Linked DNA regions of Homo sapiens: region 1 is linked to region 2. A link is a loop called in an ENCODE intact Hi-C map of the cell type or tissue named here. Cell type or tissue: endothelial cell of umbilical vein. All regions are shown on one strand. Each heading gives the region's core, and the rest is flanking DNA. Links, peaks and the distances in the headings are about the cores only.

Region 1 (7,727 bases), core at 947-5,946, 680 kb after region 2:
AGCCACCGCCTCCAGCCACAAATACTTTTTAGTCGCCATAAGCATAATCAAGAAATCATTTTGCAAATGGTAAGCTTTTCATGTTGTGTATTCTTTCCCATGATTAGAGAGGTAAAAAGTGGCCTGGGATGCATAAAGATGTCGTAGACCTCTGCAATCTGCCACATTATTTCTTTAAAAAAAAAAAAAAGCAAGCTTCTGGACTAGATTGATTTTTACTGAAATATTAATTTTTCTTTATTATTTTTAAACACTGAAGTTGAATTGTATAATTCACAAATGCCTATACAAAACTTTTTTCCATGTCCTCAATACTTTGTATCAGATTATTTATATTTCTCATGGTTTGGTTTCTTTTTCTTGTCTTCATTTTTCTGAAGGTAAAAGGGGATTTTTTCCCCCCTTTTCTGATCTGTAACTTGTTTTGTATTTGGATGATTACCCTTTATAACAAATTTTATCTTCTAATTATGCTATTAAGCGAGAAGATAGTGGCCGGTCACGGTCGCTCACGCCTGTAATCCCAGCACTTTGGGAGGCCGAGGTGGGCGGATCATGAGGTCAGGAGATCGAGACCATCCTGGCTAACACAATGAAACCCAGTCTCTACTAAAAATACAAAAAATTAGCTGGGCGTGGTGGCGGAAGCCTGTAGTCCCAGATGCTGGGGAGGCTGAGGCAGGAAAATGGTGTGAACCCGGGAGGCGGAGCTTGCAGTGAGCCGAGATCGCGCCACTGCACTCCAGCCTAGACGACAGAGTGAGACTCCGTCTCAAAAAAAAAAAAAATTCTTCTAAATTAGATTTTAGGGTTCTTTTGAGGGCTGAGTTTGTGTGTGTAGGTTTCTCTTAGCCCCTTCATATATTGTGTTGGAACTTCTGTTTCTATTTTTTAAATGTTTTCTTATGTTGAATTATTTTATTGCTGTTTGAAAAAAATATGTTAAAACTGTATTTATGGGTGGTTGCTAGCCTTTTAAATTTACATAGTAATAAATTTTGCTGTTAACTTCATTCTTAGAATATGAAGTTTTTTGTAATTTAACTTCTTTAGGTATTTACCCTGCAATTCTGATACCTTGAGAGAGAAAGGGATAATTGACTTTTTCACTTTCATTTTATAGATACTATTTGGCTACCTTGTTCCTTCCCTTTATTTTCATTTTATTTGTGTCTCCTAAAAGTGGGGACCTTTTAATATAATGTTAGGCGCTTTATAGGCTGTCTTTTCTTTTATAAAATGTGTTCATTTCACTTTTCCATTTTTAATATGACTATATTCTAGATTTTCTGTAATTCATGATATATTTTTTAAGATTTTGGCTAGATTTGTCAGTTTGGATTGTAGTTTCTTTTAACTTGTTTTTGTTTATTTATTTATTATTTTTTTTTTTTTTTGAGACAGGATTGCACTCTCTTACCCAGGCTGGAGTGCAGTGGTGCGATCTCAGCTAACTGCAACTTCTACCTCCCTGGCTCAAGCAATCCTTCCACCTCAGCCACCCAAGTAGGTGGGACTACAGGTGTGCACCACCATGCCCAACTAACTTTTCTATTTTTTGTGGAGACAGGGTTTGGTTTTACCGTTTTGCCCAGGCTGGTCTCAAACTCCTGGGTTCAAGGGATCGTCTCACTTTGGCCTCAGAAAGTGCTGGGATTACAGGCATGAGCCACTGCACCTGGCTTATTAATTTCATTAATACTTTGCTTTTACCTCCATTTAACAAACTTTGGTATTACCATATATGAGATATTTTCATGTGTATGTGTGCATTTATATTTTTTAAATATGTGACTGAGTTTTTTCCCTTTTTCTTAGATTCCTAGGCTATTTCAATATTTTTATACCTGTTGTCTACTCTGCAGCTAATGACACAGATAGCAGTATATGAGTTTTTCTTTTCTTTTCTTTTCTTTCTTTTTTTTTTTTGAGATGGAGTCTTGCTTTGTTGCCCAGGCTGGAGTGCAGTGGCACGATCTTTTCTCACTGCAACCTCCGCCTCCCAGGTTCAAGCGATTCTTGTGCCTCAGCCTCCCGAGTAGCTGGGATTACAGGTGCCCACCACCACACCCGGCTAATTTTTTTTTGTATTTTTAGTAGAGTCGGGGTTTCACCATATTGGCCAGGGCGAACTTCTAACCTCAAGTGATCCACCCGCCTCAGCCTCCCAAAGTGTTAGGATCACAGGCATGAGCCACCGTGCCCACTGAGAATTTAATACACTTTATGTAAGTTAATTTTTTATGATAGTTATCTAGCTTTGCCAGACCAATTTTGTTAGTAAATTTAAAACATTAAAAAATTTTGAATCCTCCTAATTCTGTGTCTCTAATTTAGTAATTTTAAGTTTTGATCCTTGTTTCATTCTATCATTCTTTTATTTAAAAAAATTGTCATTGGCTTTTCTAAAAGTGAATCGTGAATCATGATTCATGTGAAATAATTAACTCTAAAACAGCAAAGATACCTTTTAGAACCTTCATTTTTTATAAATTGCATTAACAAGTTATGCAGTGATGTGAAGATACAAACTAAGGTCATTAAGTTTTCTTTAATTTATAATTTATATTAACCTATTCATTGAAAAGGATTTGATAGTTTGTGATTAAAGCAAAACAGGCAAAGACCATTAAAAACAAAGACAGAAAATGAGCATAAATCACTTGAGAAATAATGAGCAGAATGGGGGAATGGGAAGAAATCTTTATACCAGTAATCTGAGGCAAGATAGTTTCTGTGTTTGAACATTAAATTTAGCTCTGAGCTTCCTGGCAAGCAAGAGAAAAAAGGAAACAGGGTGACTTTTATAGTTATTGTCCAGTAAAGAAAGCTTTTTCAATTTTTCAGAAGAGAGAAACTTTTTCTGAGTCATAAGTTATAAGAGGTTTGTTATGTGAATTCTTACATATGGAACATAATTTATATTTCTAATTTTGAAAATTATTGAATTTCTTCTGTTGCTGTCTTAGCCATCAGGTACCATTCTATGCATTGTAATTATATTGGTCATATTAAGTTCATGTCCACTGTTGTCAAAAGTGGAAATACCATGGCTGGGGTGTGTTTATGTATTGCCTCTAGAGCTGTAGCCACTGACGAACAGGAAACTGAAAGCTAAAAGTTCAGGAAATGTATTGTATTTAGACTGTGGAAAACATATATATGATACTTTACTGAAAACCATGCTCTTTTGAAAACTGAAATATGTATGTATTTAATTAGAGATGAATATTAAGGATTCATATCAGATGCTTAAATATGATAATAGATACAGTATGTGCATTGTAGGCCAGGAATATTGTGCAATGCTAGAAAAAAAGGCAACAGATTATTGTATGTATTCAGCTATATTCTTTCAAGAAACAAAACAGCTGGCACATCAATTGAATTCCTCAAGGATGTCTTATTTCCAGAGAATTCCAGAGTTTTAGTTTTAGCTTAGTTCCAAGGAAGAGGAGGTCCCTGTTTTACAGGATAGCCTATTTCAGTCTTAGGGAGTTCTAATGGTTAACTTCTGTTTTCATACACTGAATTTAACTTTGTTTTCCTGTGATTTATTAATACAGTCTATAGCTTTCTTAGAGTTGAGAAGAAAATGATTAATTGATCAAACTTTTTTTGAAAAGTTAATTGCATCTCAAGTGTTTTCTTAGATATTGTTTCATTTTAGGTTCCTTATAAAATACTTCCTACAGGAGTCTTTAGTTTTGAAGTTATAAAAAAAAATTATCAGAGGAAATATGACTAATGTATATGCTTGGTTGAGCTGCATTTTCTTACTGTTTCTATACTTAGTATTTTAACAGGATGTGATTGATAGGAATTTAACATTCTAATTCTTTAAGACAATCATGAAGTTCTGATAGTTTCTTAGAAATGGAAATTGTGTCATTATATTTTGTTGTTTTATTGTTGTGCATTTTAACAAAAGAGGTGACTTCACATGTACCCTAAAACTTAAAGTATAATAATAACAAACAAAACAAAACACATGTACCCTAAAACTTAAAGTATAATAATACAAAAAAAAGAAGAAAAAAAACAACAAAAGAGGTGACTTATAACTATTCCATTCCAGTTTTATGATATGAAATTGTAGTCACACAGAACATTTAGGGGCCACATTAAGTGAAAATTCCATTTATTACAAAGTTTTTAAAAGGATTTTTAGCTGTATTACATGTCACTTAATTATAATCAATTTAATAGTTTCATTAAAATTAGACTCTTTTCAGGATTGATTTTGGTTTTGGTCTGTTAGGGTTGTGTGTTTACCCCTGAACTGTTGTGGTAGCCAAAGGGATAGAAAGCACTGACTGGCAAAAAATGGACACTGGGCCTAGCCTAAGAGGGAGAAGCAGGGCTTCCCAGAGGAAAGTCCCGGGATGCTGTTTCCAGCATAAAGGGGAGTGGGCTCTGGGCTCACACAAGGAGTCTCAGCAAGGCCAGACCGTAAAGGGCTGGGTATAGTGGGAAGAAGAGTTGGATTTTATGCAGTGGCTGATCTGCTGTTGCCATAGAGGATTCTTTTTGAATAATAACTTTTACTTTCTTATTGTGTTACACACTCGTTGTAGAAAAATTAAATTAGTGAAGAAAATAAAATAAAAATTTCCTATAATTTTTTTCCCTTTTTGAATGTTCTTAGCTAATTTCCCTTAAACTTCATTTAACATTTAGGTTACTTTTTTTCTTTTCGAAAGAGTCTCACTCTGTCACCCAGGCTGGAGTGCAGTGGCGGGATCGCAGCTCACTGCAACATCTGCTTCCTGAGTTCAAGTGATTCTTCTGCCTCAGCCTCCTGAGCAGCTGGGATTACAGGCGCCCGCCACCATGCCTAGTTGATTTTTGTATCTTTAATAGAGAATTCTTCTGCCTCAGCCTCCTGAGTAGCTGGGATTACAGGCACCCGCCACCACGCCTGGCTGATTTTTGTATTTTTAATAGAGATGGGGTTTCACCATGTTGGCCAGGCTGATCTCAAACTCTTGACCTCAGGTGATCCACCTGCCTCGGCCTCCCAAAGTGTTGGGATTATAGGCATGAGCCACTGCACCCAGCCAACTAGGTTACTTCTTATTTGTTTATTTGAAAGAGTGCTTGTTGAATTGTTCTTTCCACAGATTATGCTTCTAATAACTTTAAATATTAATTATGGAGGAAACGGGTTAATCATTTTAAGGATTCTTTTTGGTTGATATAATGATTCTATTAATTAATATTTGTCTTATGGGAGCCATAAGCGTAATAGGCATAATGAGAGCACACACTTGTAAGTCAGAGTGGTTCTTACAGGGGAGACAGGAAAAATGGAGTCCAAAAGGCCTTTCTGTAAGTTCCTTGGGAGCAGGGACTAGGTCTTTCTTGTTCACCATTATGTCAGTATCAGGCACAATGCTTGACGCCTAGTAAGTGTTCCATAAATAGTTGAATGAATGGATGAGTTTCTCATTAAGCACTTTTAGTAGCTCATATTTCTTGTACTGTGGATAATCAAGATCAATTATATTCATCTAAGGTTAAGAGCCTTTGCTATACTCAGTTTTCTTTATTAATGTAAATTTAATAAACTGATTTTTTTAAAAGGCATGCATCTATGTATACACACACACACACACACACACACACACACACACACACAGACACACACACAAAACAAGTGAAAATTTATTGTTTCTTCCCCTGAGCCCCATTCTCCAGAATTAGCTACTATTAATGGCTTACTATATTTTTTCTAGGTATTTTCTCTTCATATACATTTTCTTTCTTTTCTTTTTTTTGAGAGAGTCTCGCTCTGTCGCCCAGGCTGGAGTGCAGTGGTGCAATCTCGGCTTACTGCAACCTCCCGAGTTCAAGGGATTCTCCTGCCTCAGTCTCCCGAGTAGCTGGGATTATAGGCGCCTGCCACCATGCCCGGCTAATTTTTGTATTTTTAGTAGAGACGGGGTTTCACTGTGTTGGCCAGGATGGTCTTGATCTCTTGAACTCGTGATCCGCCTGCCTCAGCTTCCCAAAGTTCTGGGATTACAGGCGTGAGCCACCGTGCCCAGCCTTCATATACATTTTCTTTACACAAATAGAATAATTATATTCTGTTCTATAAATAGCTTTTTTTCCCCTTCATGGCATTCTTAAACTTTCCATATCAATTCGTTTGTAACTGTGTCTTTATTTTTAATTATATAATTTTCCATTGTAGAGATGTATAATAGAAGTCTATGAAGGAAATCCACTCCCCTCCTTTTTTTTTTTTTTTTTTTTTTTTTAACTATAATAGTAGTGTTTCTGCATGTATTTTTGCTTGCTTCTGTGAGAATATCTACAGGTTATTTCCTGGAAGTGATATTGCTGGGCTAAAGGATATTTGCACATAAACTTTCAGTAGATATTGGGAAATTCGCCCTTAAAAATATTCAACAAATTTGTACTCTTACTAAAGATATGAAGTGTTATTTTTCTGATAACTGTACACACTTTAATTTTGTGGATTAGAAGGATTAAACTTCTGAAAATGAATCCTTGTCATAGTAGCTTGAGATGTTCAGAAGATGATACATTAGGTAATATATATGTTCCTTGGCTTATGGTGGTTTTACCTCCTGATAAACTCATTGTAAATAGAAAATATCACAAGTTGAAAATGCATTTAATATACCTAACTTACTGAACATCATAGCCTACCTTACACATGCTCAGAACACTTAAATTAGCCTACAGTTGGGCAAAACCATCTAATAGAATGCCTATTTTATAATGTGTTGAATGTCTCACATAATTTATTGAAAACTGAAAGTGAAAAAGCAGAATAGTTGTATGGGTGCTTGGAGTACTGTTTCTACTGAATGTGTATCGCCTTCTCACCATCATAAAGTTGAAACTCGTAACCCAAACCATAAGTTGGGGACTGTCCATAGTTCCATTGCCTGATGTGATCTGTTGAAGTTAGGTGGAAGATAGTGTACTATGACCTCTACAGACCCATAGTGTGTATTGTACAGATTTAGATGAAGAAGATCAGAATGTTGGGTTTCTAGGTTTTTATCTTTTTAGAATGTTTAAGATAAACATTTATGGCCAGGCACGGTGGCTCATGCCTATAATCCCAGCACTTTGGGAGGCCGAGGCGGGCGGATCATGAAGTCAAGAGATTGAGACCATTCTGGCAAACATAGTGAAACCCTATCTCTACTAAAAATACAAAAAAAATTAGCTGGGTGTGGTGGCACGCGCCTGTAGTCCCAGCTACTCGGGAGGCTGAGGCAGGAGAATTGCTTGAACCTGGGAGGCGGAGGTTGCAGTGAGCCGAGATCGCGCCACTGCACTCCAGCTTGGTGACAGAGTGAGACTCCTCTAAAAAAAAAAAAAAAGAGGAGCATTTACTAGTGACATTCTAAAGGAGCAGAAGACCCTGAGTGCTGGTTTGAGAAGTTTAGATTTGTTGTGTTGGAACACTATTTAAGGTCCATGAATTAGAGAGTAATGTGGTGGGTGTGCTGTGTCAGAAAGGCTTCACTAGCAGTGTATACAGAATGAGTGGGAGTGAGTGAGCCGTCTGGAGGTAGGCAGGTCCTCTGGAGAACTGTAGTAATTCACAAAGGAGAGGAAGAAAACTCAAAATATGATGATAGCTATGGAGTCGAAAGTAAGATAAGAAACACAATGAATAGTTGGCGGTCCTATTGATTAAGTGGAGAAAAATTATATTGAAGTTGCAAACCTAGGAGAAT
Region 2 (7,727 bases), core at 1,533-6,532:
CCACTGCACTCCAGCCTGGATGACAGAGTGAGACTCTGTCTCAAAAAAAAAAAAAAGTCTATGAACATCAGTGTTATATACCACACTAATAAAATGAAAGACAAAACCCACATAATCATCTCAATAGATAGGGAAAAAGCATTTGACAAAATCCAAGTGTCTTATCATAAAAATATTCAACAAACCAAGACTAGAAGAGAACTTCCTCAAGCTGATCAAGACCATCTGTGAAAACCCCACAGCTACCATCCTACTTAATGGTGAACGACTAGATGCTTTTCTCCTAATATTGCAGGGTTCTAGTCAGAGCAGTGAGGCAAGAAAAAGAAATAAAAAGCATCTAGGTTGGAAAGGAAGAAGTAAAACTATCTCTGTTCATAGATAACATGATACTGTGTATAAAAATCCTAAGGAATAAAAAAACTATGAGAACTAATTAATGAGTTCAGTAAGTTTGCAGAATACAAGACTAACCTACAAAAGTCAATTGTATTTCTATCTATGACAATGAACAACCTGAAAATGAAATTCAAAATAATTCTATTTCCAATACCATCAAAAGAATAAAACACAAATAAACTTAAAGCACAAGACATATACTCTGAAAACTACAAAGCATTGTTGAAAGAAATTAAAGCAAATCTAAATAAATGGACAGATATAACATGTTCCTGGATTGTTAAGATGGCAATACTCCCTAAATTGGTCTACATATTCAATGCAATCCCTATCAAAATTCCAACTGCTTTTTTTTTTTATTGCAGAAATGGACTTCAGCTGATCTTCATATTCATATGGAGTTTCCAGTGACCCCAAATAGCCAAAACAGTCTTGGAAAGAAAAACAAAGTTGGAGGACCCACACTTCCTGATTTTGAAACTTGCTACAAAGCTATAGTACTCAACAAAGATTGGTAATGGCATAAGGATATAGATTAAGAACAGTTTTTTCAACAAATAGTGTTGGGACAATGGGTGTCCACATGCAAAAGAATAAAGTTGTCCCCTTACCTTACACCATCTCCAAAAATTAACTCAAAATATGTCAAAGACATAAACGTAAGAGCTAAAACTGTAAAACTCCTAGAATAAAACATAGGAGTAAATCTTCATGACCTTGGATTAGGCCATTGTGTCTTAAATATAACACCAAAAGAATAAGTAATAAAAAAATAGATAAATTGAACTCCATCAAAATTAAAAGCCTTTGTGCTTCATAGGACACCATCAAGAAAGTAAAAAAAAAAAAAAAAACCCATAGGATGGGAGAAAATATCTCCAAATCATATATCTGATAAAAGAATTGTATCCAGGATTGATAAAGAATTCCTACAACTCAATAATAAAAAGACAAAAAACCCCAAATTGGGCAAAGGACATGAATAGAGATTTTTCCTAAGAAGATACACAAATAACAAATAAGCACATGAAGAAATGCTAACATCATTGTATTAGTCCGTTTTCACACTGCTGATGAAGACATACCCGAGACTGGTAATTTATAAAGAAAAGAGGTTTAATTGACTCACAGTTCCACATGGCTGGGGAGGCCTCACAATCATGGCAGAAGACAAGGAGGAGCAAGTCACATCCTACATCGTGGCAGGGGGGAGAGAGCTTGTGCAGGGAAACTCCTCTTTATAAAATTTTATGGGGTCTCATGAGACTTATTCACAATCATGAGAACAGCACGGGAGAGACTGATTCAATTACCATGATTCAATTACCTCCCACTGGGTCCCTCCCACAACATGTGGGAATTGTGGGAGCTACAATTCAAGATGAGAATTGGTGGGGGTTGGGGGTGACACAGCCAAACCACAACAATCATTAATCATTAGGGAAATGAAGAACAAACTACCATGAGATACTACTTCTCGCTCACTAGGATTGTTAGGGAAACAGAAGCATAGGAGAGCCATGGTGACATCATTTTAAAATCAACTCCATCTTAAAACTATCAAGGCACGTTCCTTGCCAGTCATGACTCATGGTCCTAAGATGTTTACAGTTGAGGAAACACCTTAAAAATACCTGCAAGAACACACTCCTACAATAACAAAAAGTCCAGATGTCCCACTATCCTTAACAAGATATGCTTTTAAGATGACTATAGTCATGCTTTGATGTACTTATGTACTAAAATGCCAAAGATACTTTCTTTAAATCAACAGAATACTAAATTTTATGCTGTCAGCCCACCCACGCAGACATAATTTATCTTAGCTTTTACATAGATGAGACTCCTATATGAGAAAAGTTTAAGACAGAGATGGCGTGTTCCTCCTCTTGCTTTCTGAGGATGCCCTATTCTGTGACTGAGTAGCTTTCAATAAACTATCCTCTCTCTGCACTTTGTAACTTACCTTGAATCCCTTCCTGTGCGAGATCCAACAATCCTCTCTTGGAGTCTGGATTGGGACTCTTTTTCTGGCAACAGCAGAGCTATAATTAAAAAAAAGATGGACATTAACAAGTGTCGGAGAGGATGTGGAGAAGTTAGAACCCTCATACGTTACTGGTGAGAACATAAAATGATGCAGCTGCTGTGGAAAACAGCTTAACAATTTCTCAAAAAGCTAAAATAGAGTTACCGTATGACCCAGCAATCCTGCTTCTAAGTATATACCCGAGAGAATTAAAAACATATGTCCACACAAAAACTTGTACACAAATGTTCACGGTAGCATTATTTGTAGTTGCCAAAACGAAAAACAACCCAAATGTCCATTAACTGCTGAATGGATAAACAAAATGTGATCTATCCACACAATGGAACATTATGCAGTCATGAAAAAGGAATAAAGTTCTAATACATGCTGTAACACGGGTGAACCTTGAAGAAATAGTGTTGAATGTAAGGAGCAAGTCATAACATATGATTGTATGATTCCATTTATATGAAATGTCCAGAGAGGCAAATCCACCCAGCCAGGTGGGAGATTAATGGTTGACTGGGGTTGGGGGTGAGAGGGCCTGGGAAGGGACTGGTAATGGGTATGGGATTTCTTTCCAGGGGTATGAAAATGCTCCGGAAGTGGGCAGTCATGGTGATTAATGCACATCTCTGTGAATATACTAAACCCCACAGAACTGTACATTTTAAAGAGTGAATTTTAGCCAGGCCTGGTAGCTCATGCCTGTAATCCCAGCACTTTGGGAGGCCGAGGCAGGTGGATTGCTAGAGTCCAGGAGTTCGAGATCAGCCTGACCAACATGGCAAAACCCCGTCTCTCTTAAAATCACAAAAATTAGCTGGGTGTGGTGGCACGTGCCTGTAATGCCAGCTACATCAGGAGGCTGAGGCACAGAATTGCTTGAACACAGGAGGCGGAGGTTTCAGGGAGCCAAGATCGTGCCACTGCACTTCAGCCTGGGTGACAGAGTGAAAAAAAGAGAGTGAACTTTGTGGCATGTGAATGAGATCCCAGTAGTTATTATTAAAAAAAAAATTATGAGCAAACAGAGGCTCTGCATAGAGTAGCAGCTTCCCCAAAGAGGGCAGCAAATCAGGGGCACTTTCCTAGGCCTGGCAAAGTGGGATGTAGCATGAGGATTAAGAACCCAGGCTTTGAACCTGAAGGTTGTGGGTCTGAATCCTGCTTCCACGTCTCATGAGCTGTGGAATGTTGGAAAATGGACTCAATCTCTCTGAACCTCTCAATTGTAAAATGAGAATAACTCCTACTTTGTGAAGTTCTTATGAGGGTTAACTTCTCGGTAGCGTCTTGATAAATTATAGGTAGTTTTATCATTTTTTTCTCTGGAAAAAAGAAGGAAAGAAGTCTCTGGAAGACAACTTTGACCTTGGACTGAAGGTGGAAAGAATAGGCCCAGTTTAAATAAATACAAATAGATTTCAGGTTCTAGCTTGGGCTAGAGGGATATGGAAGACCCTCTCCAGGCATGGTGGGTGGTCAGCAGGAGTTCAGGGAGGGTGACTGGAGGCAGAAAAAGTACAGACACTCATTCTCCCACTAGGCTGCCAGGTCTGTGGGTTAGAACTGGATGCTCTGGTATTCAAGTTTTCTGCCAGGAGAAAAATGAGATAAGTTATTACCATCACGTTTTGTTATCGCAACTTTTCCCCTCACTCTCAGAAAGGAGCTGGGAGCTCCTCTGCAGTCTCACATCAGATAGTAAGTGTGAGCCCAGATCAGCCCAGGCTGTCCTCGGCTGAGCTGGTGAATCTGCGTTCAAATGAACAACAGCAGCTGGCCTGCTAGGCCCGGCATCTCAGTGGGGCTGGCTGTTTTCTTCTCATCAATATTTGATTCTTGTGGAATAACAGATGATGTTTATTTCATTCTTTGTGCCTCTGCTTAGTTTTCACATTGTCTAAAGGGACGAGGTATCTAATTAAAGTGCTGTTAGGAAAACCGTAATAAGCGTGATTCATGCCTGTGTTGCCCTTTGTCTAGACTTTTCTTTCTCTTATCTTGCATGGCTGCCTTGGTCAAGATAAAGCATATTTGTGAGCTGTATCAGTCATGGTTCAGCTGGAGGAAACCACAGCAGCTAATTTTAGCGGGAAAGGCATCAGGGGTTTACAAAGTCATTGGAAGGGTGGAGGAGTGGGTTCCTGGTAGGGCTCCAGGGATGAGCCGGAATCTCAACACTGCAGCAGTGATGCAGAAGGCGGGAACCACGCTGCACATGGAGGAGTGTCAGCACGCGAGCCTTGCTGGAATGCGCAGCTTCTCCTTGACCTTGCTTGTTCAGCAGCATGGGATCCACAGGAAAATGCCCTCACTTCACTTCCTCCTCCCAACCTGGGCCAGGGCATTAAATTGTCAGATCCTAATTCACATCAGAAACTCCAGCTGCTAAGGGGCCAGGGGAGTTTACTTTTCAGCTTTCCCACCTCTGAGGGAGAAAAAGGGCCTTTGATGGTGTGGTCCAGGCCAACCCACCAGGACCTTACATCAAGATTTTAACATGTATTTTGGTTCAGTACTTACTTGAGATAACTGACAATCCTTTCATTTTTGTCTGTATAAAAACTGTATTTGTGGTGTGAAGTGGCTTCCTCCTGTCTGTGGCGTCTATAAGTTGACCTCTGAAGTCCTGTCTGTGAACACGGGTGCCCTCGAAAGATGGAGAAGTGGCTTCCTGTGGATCAGTCCTGGAATCGGCTCCTGGTGTGTGGCATTTGGTGGGTGCTGACATCAACAGTCTCCTTTTCCCTGTGAGGTGAGAAGGGTCTATGTGTCATAGGAAGACAGAGCTTCCATGTATTCTCTTGGTTATAATGAGCACTTCCAGGAGGAAACAATAGAACTTGTAAGTGGATTTTTTTTTTCCTAATAAAGAATCTGCTGCTTAGGAACAAACTCAGAGGCCAAGAAGCATTTAAGAAGATGTTTAACTTCACTGTGAAAGAAAGGCAAATTAGGTCCAGCACGGTGGCTCACGCCTGTAATCCCAGCACTTTGGGAGGCTGAGGCAGGAGGATTGCTTGAGCCCAGGGGTTGGAGACCAGCCTGGGTAACATAGCAAGACCCTGCCTCTACCAAAATAATAATAATAAGAATAAAGAAAGAAAGAAAGAGAGAGAGGGAGAGAGAGAGAGGGAGGGAGGGAGGCAAATTAAGACAAGAGTGGCTCATCTGATGGACAGCAATGAACAGGCTCCACAGTGTCCACAGTGAGCGTGAGGGTGAAGAAGCAGCCACACTCATTGACACAGCTGGTGGTGGAAAGAGGCACACACTTTTGGAAGGGAATTCGGCAGGGCCTACCCAGGTTGTAAGTATGTCTCCCTTGTGACCCAGACATTCTGTTTCTGAGAATACACCTTTCACAAAACTTCTCACATACGTGCAGACATATATTTTTAGAGATGTTCTCTGGAGCACTGGTTATTCTTACAAAACATGGGGAAAATCCAAAGGTCTAGCAATGGGGTTTGGGTAAGTAAATACAGTGGAACACCCTGTAGCTCACATAAAGAGAAGATCTGCAAGAACTGATGAGGAAGAACACGTGACGCCCCTGCAGGTGCAAGGCTGGGGCTCCTGGGCCATCTGCCAAGTGGTGATGCTAACCTGTCTGTGAACATGTGGAGCTGGTAAAATGAATGATGATTCAGGGAACATGGCACAGAAAGGCGTAGTTGCTTTTGTTATATAAGATAATTTCTATAAACTATTTCGAGGAATTAGACTAAAAGTATGGGATATTCTCTAGTCTGTATATCGTCCATATGTCATGAGAATTTTACTTACCTCTCAAGTGCCCCGAGTGAGAAAAAAAAAAATGGACTTGGATGTGTTGTCAACTGTCTTGGGATTACAAAAGAGAGGAGCATTGCCTTGGGGAGAGAGGCCATGAGTGACTTTGCTGGGGACAAGCTGACTTGGGTTCACCTCCTTGTCCCCTTACCCTATCCCTGTCTGCCTAACTTGGAGTGGGAGTAGGGGCTGCAAGTTCCACTCCAACTTTGCAAGGTTTCAAAGAGAAAAGTCATCAGCAGAAGGCTGAGAAGTTCATGTGGGTGAAATGCAATTATTCCTAATGTCCCCTTGTGTGGAAACCCCCCTTCCTGAGAAGTGATGGTCTCTTGGAGTTCTGAACGCTTTCCTTCACTAAGTTTTAAAAAAGAAATTATTTGGGGCTTGGAAGAGACAAGGGAGTCTTCCCTGCTCTGTGGCCAAAAGCTCCCTTAGGATAATGTTTTTGGGAACTGCCACCACTGGAACAAAATACAACACCACTAACAACAAAGAGGCCAGGCCAGTAGCTTGCACCTGTAATCCCAGCACTTTGGGAAGCTGAGGTGAGGCGAGTGGATCACTTGAGCTCAGGAGTTCAAAACCAGCCTGGGCAACATGGCAAAACCTATCTCTACCAAAAATTTTAAAAAATCAGTGGCCGGGCACAGTGGCTCACACCTGTAATCCCAGCACTTTGGGAGGCTGAGGCAGGTGGATCAGAAGGTCAGGAGACTGATACCATCATGGCCAACAGGGTGAAACCCTGTCTCTACTAAAATACAAAAAATTAGCTGGGCATGGTGGTGCGCGCCTGTAGTCCCAGCTACTCGGGAGGCTAAGGCAGGAGAATCGCTTGAACCTGGGAGGTGGAGGTTGCAGTGAGCCAAGATCGCACCACTGCACTCCAGCCTGGGCGACAGAGCAAGGCTCCATCTCAAAAAAAAAAAATAATTGTCTTGGTGTGGTCGTATGCCTGTAGTCCCAGCTACTTGAGAGGCTGAGGTGAGGGGAGGTTGAGGCTGCATGAGGTGTGATCATGCCACTGCACTCCAGCCTGGGCAACAGAGTGAGACCCTGTATCAAAAAAAAAAGAGGAATAGTAATAATATGATTCTATGCGAGTAGAAAAAATACCTTGGAAGAGCTTTTTCTAAACAGTGGCTATTCCTAGGCAGGAAAGTGGCAAACAACAACAACAGTAACAAAACCCTCAGTGGCCATCGCTAAAGTGTGGAGTCTCTGGTGTTGTAAATGAGACACAGGCATGTACTAATTGTTGCATTACAACAGTCTGGCTCCCAGCAAGCTGTTTCAACAGACTCTCTGCTCTTGTTTTGATAAGACCAAAGTCTGTCTTGGACAGCCCATTTTCTGGTTAATGGGGTGTTCTTATCAACTGAGAAGACAGTCACCTGCTAATGCAAGGGCCCGCCCCTTCCCTGAAATACGGCTCCTTCCCTGAAATACAGCCCCTTCCAGGTTGGGCCTAGTGCCTGAGATCCTGCCATCTGAT

Evidence for each region. Peaks named below come from ENCODE experiments on the same cell type or tissue, not always from the same donor. Only the 100,000 strongest peaks of a DNase experiment are listed, where the experiment ranks them.
Region 1: a loop joins it to region 2, with 21 times the contacts of the local background. A loop is called at or near these places in 1 of 110 quality-filtered maps.

The regions. Positions count from the first base shown.
Region 1 is chr6:35,664,934-35,672,660 of GRCh38, reverse strand. The region is part of intron 1 of FKBP5 (FKBP prolyl isomerase 5); the gene reads left to right. Among named protein-coding and RNA genes, the nearest start is that of MIR5690, 4.0 kb to the right of the region's middle. RefSeq lists a silencer at 356-555. In endothelial cell of umbilical vein, for the core only: no CTCF peak of the experiment used is centred there; DNase peaks (open chromatin) are centred at 3,070 and 4,330; H3K27ac peaks cover 3,885 bases.
Region 2 is chr6:36,347,725-36,355,451 of GRCh38, reverse strand. It overlaps a transcript of ETV7 not described here. Among named protein-coding and RNA genes, the nearest start is that of BNIP5, 15 kb to the right of the region's middle. In endothelial cell of umbilical vein, for the core only: no CTCF peak of the experiment used is centred there; DNase peaks (open chromatin) are centred at 4,431 and 5,201; H3K27ac peaks cover 2,732 bases.